Linked DNA regions of Homo sapiens: region 1 is linked to region 2. A link is a loop called in an ENCODE intact Hi-C map of the cell type or tissue named here. Cell type or tissue: PC-3. All regions are shown on one strand. Each heading gives the region's core, and the rest is flanking DNA. Links, peaks and the distances in the headings are about the cores only. Region 1 has its middle 610 kb from the start of MIR297. Region 2 has its middle 420 kb from the start of MIR297.

What was found. A loop is a pair of places that touch in the nucleus more often than their neighbours do. Peaks named below come from ENCODE experiments on the same cell type or tissue, not always from the same donor. Only the 100,000 strongest peaks of a DNase experiment are listed, where the experiment ranks them.
Region 1: a loop joins it to region 2, with 2.5 times the contacts of the local background. A loop is called at or near these places in 11 of 110 quality-filtered maps.

Annotation. Positions count from the first base shown.
Region 1 is chr4:111,473,805-111,476,735 of GRCh38, forward strand. No RefSeq gene overlaps it. Among named protein-coding and RNA genes, the nearest start is that of MIR297, 610 kb to the left of the region's middle. In PC-3, for the core only: a CTCF peak has its summit at 1,385 (motif pointing left); no DNase peak of the experiment used is centred there; H3K27ac peaks cover 465 bases.
Region 2 is chr4:111,281,725-111,284,655 of GRCh38, forward strand. No RefSeq gene overlaps it. Among named protein-coding and RNA genes, the nearest start is that of MIR297, 420 kb to the left of the region's middle. In PC-3, for the core only: a CTCF peak has its summit at 1,537 (motif pointing left); no DNase peak of the experiment used is centred there; H3K27me3 peaks cover 395 bases.

The DNA of each region.
Region 1 (2,931 bases), core at 224-2,723, 190 kb after region 2:
TAATGGTAATAGGCCTATTTTACTATAATTAGACTAAATTAATTCAAGTTAGTTAATGAAAGAAAATGGAGTCCATAGAATATTTCCATGTCATAAAAATGAAATTCCAAATTAAATGAAATTGTTTGCTTTAAAATACTATAGCATTCAGGCATATAGAGATTTGCTTGAAACCTGGGAGCATTATTGCTGTGCATCCTCTGATTATGACACACACAGTAATATCAGGTTGAAACTAACACAAAATTGATTAAGTGTGTAGAGTCTTCGTGAAAATGTTCAGTACACATAAATATTTGGTGAGCTAAAAAATATTTTACATCTGGAACTAATTTAAATATAAAACAGAATTTCATTTCATTGACTATTACACAATTTAATTAATTAATTAATACACAATTACACAATGAAAATAATTTTTCAAAATCAAAAGACTTGGGGAGAGAATGGAATAAGAAATAAGAGCCTTAAAATATTCTGAAGTAAAACATCTCTGTATGAAACTAACCTTCCAGTATCAATCATCTTCTGTGTGTGGCTTCAGGTTTCAGATTCCATTAATTTGAAAGAGCATCAGTCTACTGAACAATGGAGAGATGTTTTTTCAGAATCAGGATATAAACCCTCTTTTGACAATCTGAAGTGTGATTTTCCCAGAGGTAATCCATTTCAAACCAACAGTGACTACTCATTTTAATTAGTTGCAGGCAGTTTTGTAAATTAAATTCCCTCTTCTGAAGTCAAAATTCCAGAAAGAGAATGCTTTCATTTTGCTAATTGCTAAATGAGTTTCCAGAACAAGGTAGAATGAAGGAAGGGGTTTCTAATCAGTAGGCACCTCTTAGAAGGCACACACCTGTGACTGTTGAGCAGTATCTTAGTAGGGCTGGAATGTTACCACATTGAGTGTACATGCTTGCAGTTATCTCTCAATCCATACTAATAGATTCAGTTTACATTAAAGACAATTATTTTTCCCCCTTCAGTCATACGCCTTCATGATTCTGACTTGAATTGGACATATGTGATGTTATTTGAATTAAAAGTATGATCTAATAACCCAATACAAGACCTGATGTTTTAAAGTACAGCATTCTAATCCCTTTTGTGATATTCACTCCCTTAGTGGCCTAAGGCAAATATCTTTTTCTAGGTTTCAAAGACATATGAAAGTGCATGTAAACATAGAAATCACACACGCCTTCAAAAGCCCCTCTACCTCAATCAAAGGAAAGTACTTGCTTGAGATCCAATTCAGATCTGAAAGAAAACTTAGAACTGGTTTCTCTATGCAAGTAAAATTTTTGAAGGCTTCTTCCTACTTGAACATCTGCAATCCTTGGAAATGGCTTTAGGCAATTCTCGGAAGGATTCTCAAGGAGAGACTGACCCCTGGAGGCGGACAGAGCTCTCTTTTGGCCAGACCTGGCTTTCGTTATTCCCAGATATCAGGTAAAGAACTCTGACAAGAGAGGATGAGATCCGTGGGAAATTCCAATGTGTGCCTCACTTGCCTCCCTACCTTCTCTAAAATATTTGAAGACAAGGTAATGAAACAATAGGTGGTAGAATATAAATATTTTTTAAATCATGTGCTACTGGACCGTAAACTCCATGAGGGCAGAGATTTGTTCTATTTATCTTTATAACCTCATCTCTTGGTGCAGTGCCTTGCACTTAGCACTAAATAAAAGTCTGTAGAAGGATTAAATGAACAATTTAATAAATTTCATCTAATTGTTTTACAAAGATTAAGTAAATTGCACAAGGGTCCTATACTTAGCAGAAGACATGAATGTTGGCTGAACATCCATCAAAAACAATATGGGCAGGATGAAAGTTTAAAAACATTCAGCCTGAGAGGAGAGTCAGAAGCAGCCCCATGGAACAGAGAATAGCTGTAGTTATTTTATGTCAGCCCTCAATCACTGCCCCCCACTTTTCTATCTTTGGAATGGCTTTGATGATTCTTTTCAGAAGGAATCCATAAACTTCAGTGGCTTCATATCAACACGAAAAGGGAAGGGGTGGGGGAGGTACTGCTTGCTCTGTGTGGCTTATAAGTTTTAGGCCAAAACACAGTCATGATGAGAAAACTTTAGCTTCTCCAAGATTACTCCCCATTGACCAATGACTCAAGCTAATCTAAGATATTAAATATTGTTAATTGACATTACCTGTGGTAAGTCATAGTTTAATTATTATTTGTTCAGTTACTTAAACCTTAATGCTAATAAGTGAATCATGTAAGAGAAATTTTGGTTGTGGAAAGAACACAAAGTTATTGTAGTTTTGATTACTAAATACTTGTCAAGGCTTTAGCAAAGCAAAGGCAGAATGTTTTCCCCTAATAATTCAATATATGATATCCCCCCAAAAGGATGAAGTTAGTTAAAAAATATTTTTTATTTTACTTTATTTATTTTGTTTTGTTTTAACACCATTTGAAACTATATTGTGGGTAGGGCTCTGTATTTTTCTTTGCTGCTTAAGGTCTCTTATGAGCTCATGAGTGTGCCCATGTGTCTAGTGTTATAGCATTAAAAAAAGGAGTAGATAAGACTTTATAAATTTCATTATCTTATTAGAACCAATCATGCTTTCTCTCCATTTAAGTTATGCTCTAGGGAGAAGTCTTTGAGAAAAACTCAACTGCAAATCTAAGCTAAACTTCTCATCTTTCTTGCTCCACAAATATGTAGTCTATCTTTTTATATACCTCTAAATTTTTGCTTCAAACTCTTAACTCTTCAAATCTCCTCAATTCTTACTTTCTCTGTTCACATAAGTTTAGAATTAGTCTACAATGACAGTCACATTCATTTCTTCTCTTTCTTGAGAAAAAAAAGCTTATTTTCTGATTATAAAAGTAATTTTATGCTCCAGGTATAAAACAAAGACAATTATAAAGAAAAAATAATTCCTAATTCT
Region 2 (2,931 bases), core at 231-2,730:
GCCTCAGCCTCCCAAGTAGCTGGGACTACAGGAACCTCATGTATTATGCTGTTAAACAAGAGGATTAGACTACTTTTTAGTTACTTTATACATTCTAAACTTTTAAATTTCTGACAGATTTTATCTTATTTTTTGATTAATACCTTTTGGAGGTAATTCTAAATAATATAAAGATATATGAAATAATATAAGGATGCTTTTTGGCTTTGGCATGTTACATTATTTTCACATTTATTTTGTTTACCTTTTCTTTTCCATTTACCAGTACCTTAGTGTCATTTTCCAATCTAAAAATATAGAGCCTTATTTATATGTGATAGCAACATCATAAATAGCTTGATGTATTGAAAACACTAAACTAAACATGTTACAGAAGAAGCTGGTGCCTTTCATTGGTATTATCTCCTTCAAGATGACAGGCAATCTCAGGAGGCCAGAGAATTCTTAGTTGTATGAGTTTGTGACTAATAGGTGGTTTGATGTGACAAGAGCTGGCCGTCTTGGGAAATTGAACTATCTTTATGCTCAATACCCTTTGTGTCTCATTCTTTGTAGGTTATTGTTGGAGGCCTTTGGGGACCTCTTTTACAGTTTGCATTCACAGAAAATATGAGATCAGCAAGAACTCTGTAGTTTTACTGTCATTATTGATCTGCTGCCATTCCATTCTGTAGCTAATTTGCTTGTTAGCAGTTATTCTAAAAGCTATTTATATTTTCAGTATAACCTATGCTGCATACTGGGCTTTATATTTTTCTGGATTAAGATAAAATAATACAACTTACCACCAAAAGACTGTGCTTTAGGCTAAATATTTTCTGATTTTCCATTTACAAATAAGAGTTTAAAAATCAAAAACATATTACTGTGAATGTGATCTCTTTGATAAACACCATATAAGTTCAGACACATTAAGGGAAAAACAATGACCATATTCATGAGAAAATATCATTTGTAAAAAATCTTTTAGCCTATAAATTTATATACAAATTACAAGAAGAGTGATGTATTAGGAATTCATGAACACTGTTTCTAAAGTTGGGATTTATTTGAAGTTGAACACTCAATAAATGTGTGGGCTGATTGACTGATTCTCTGTTCTGAAGGTAACCATAATACACCCTTGTTATTCATGCCAATTGTTGAAGGTAAAAAGCCTCTTTCTGCCTCTCTGGAACAGGAGGTGTGTGTCCCCTTTCTGAGGTCAATTTCTGACACATGTATTCATCCGAAATGAATTTCTAGTGAGCTGGATGTGCATATGTGTGTAGCACCCATGAGCACAACACCTAAATAGGGAAAATCCCTGGGAAAAACTAATACAAAACAAGCAATAAAAAACAAAAACAGCAGGCTTACATAAGATATATTTATCTCAATTTAAATATGTAAAGTGAATGAAATATATATTTGATTTATTTTAATCATATACCTGAGCTATGGAAAGCAAAATATCCTCATTCCAAATTTTGAAGAAACTGCAATCCAAATACAAGCACTTGAGCTGATGTTAATGCTGCCGCCTGGTGGTGGGGTAGGGATATGCAGCGTTTTCAATGAGAAAGAGCCTTGGATTTTCATACTCAGCCAAGGAGTTGCCGCGGCATAAGAAAATGTAACTGAAAACTGCATAAAATTCAGAGCATCAAGCGGCTGCAAAGACACTGAAAAGGAGGGCTAGAAAATATATGGCCAGTGTACTAAAAAGGAAAATTATAACAGATTATGGTGACGGAAAAAGTTCTCCAATGAGAATTTATACCCCCACATTCTTTGATTTTACACTACCACATGGTTCCAAATTAAAACATGTACAAAAATACTCAAGAAATGGTCTCTGGATAGTGATGCCCGGCAGAAGCAAAGTAAAATTGTTCTGGAAATGTCTTACATAATTTAGGATAGATATAAAAGATTTCCTTAAAAAAATGGAGACATTATGAAAAAGATTTGGGTGGAGAGAGGAAACAGAACTTCTAGAAATAAAACATGTTACTCAGTGACATAGAAATACTAATGAAAATGCTTAACAAGGGATCAGAACCATCTGAAGAATGAATTAGGAAAACGAATGAGTGATTTGAGAAGGCAACTGACATTGTAGCAAAGAGAGATAAAGGGAAAGTTTAAAAGGGAGTATAGAAGAAAAGGGGGATAAAATAATACTGATACTAGTGGTACAAAAAAGATAGTACACGTAATACTGCTAGTATCAGAGAACAGAAAAAACAGCAATAAAAGGGAAGAGACAATATTTGAAAATGACTGTTAACTTTCCAAAATTTACTAAAGACATTGGATTCATCAGTCATCGATTCAAAAAGGACAATAAGACTAGTATTGGATAGATATAAGTAAATCCCCATCTGTGACATACATGTTTGCAGAACATTAAAAACAAATAGGTTTTTAAAGGGAACAGAAGAAAGAGAGATAAACTACAAAGGGATGACAATTAGAATAGCAGCAGAATTCTCAGCAGCAAAACAACACTGAAAAATTTTAATAATAATCGGATTTTCCAAGTGCTAAAAAGGGAAACAACTCTTAGCATACTCAGCCAATCTGAACTATTATTCAAGAGTAAGAGCAAAATAAAATTATTTTGAATCTGGGAAAAAGAGAACATACTACTCTCCAACATTTATTAGAAGTAAAACTAAAAGGTATACCTCAGGAGGGAGAAAACTCCTAGAAAGAAGGAGCAGGATATGAAAAGCCTTCGTGAGTAATAAAACTGATGAAACTTGAGATTTATATAAATAGATATTGATTATCTAAAGCAATAACAACCAATACTATAAAATATTAAAGTGTAAAATGGGTGGTTTATTGTGAATAGGGCACTTAGGGCCTTTGTGTTATTCAGGAGAAGAGAAATAGCATTGCTCAAACCTTTGCTTCGTTGAGTCAAGTGTGCATGTTAAAAAT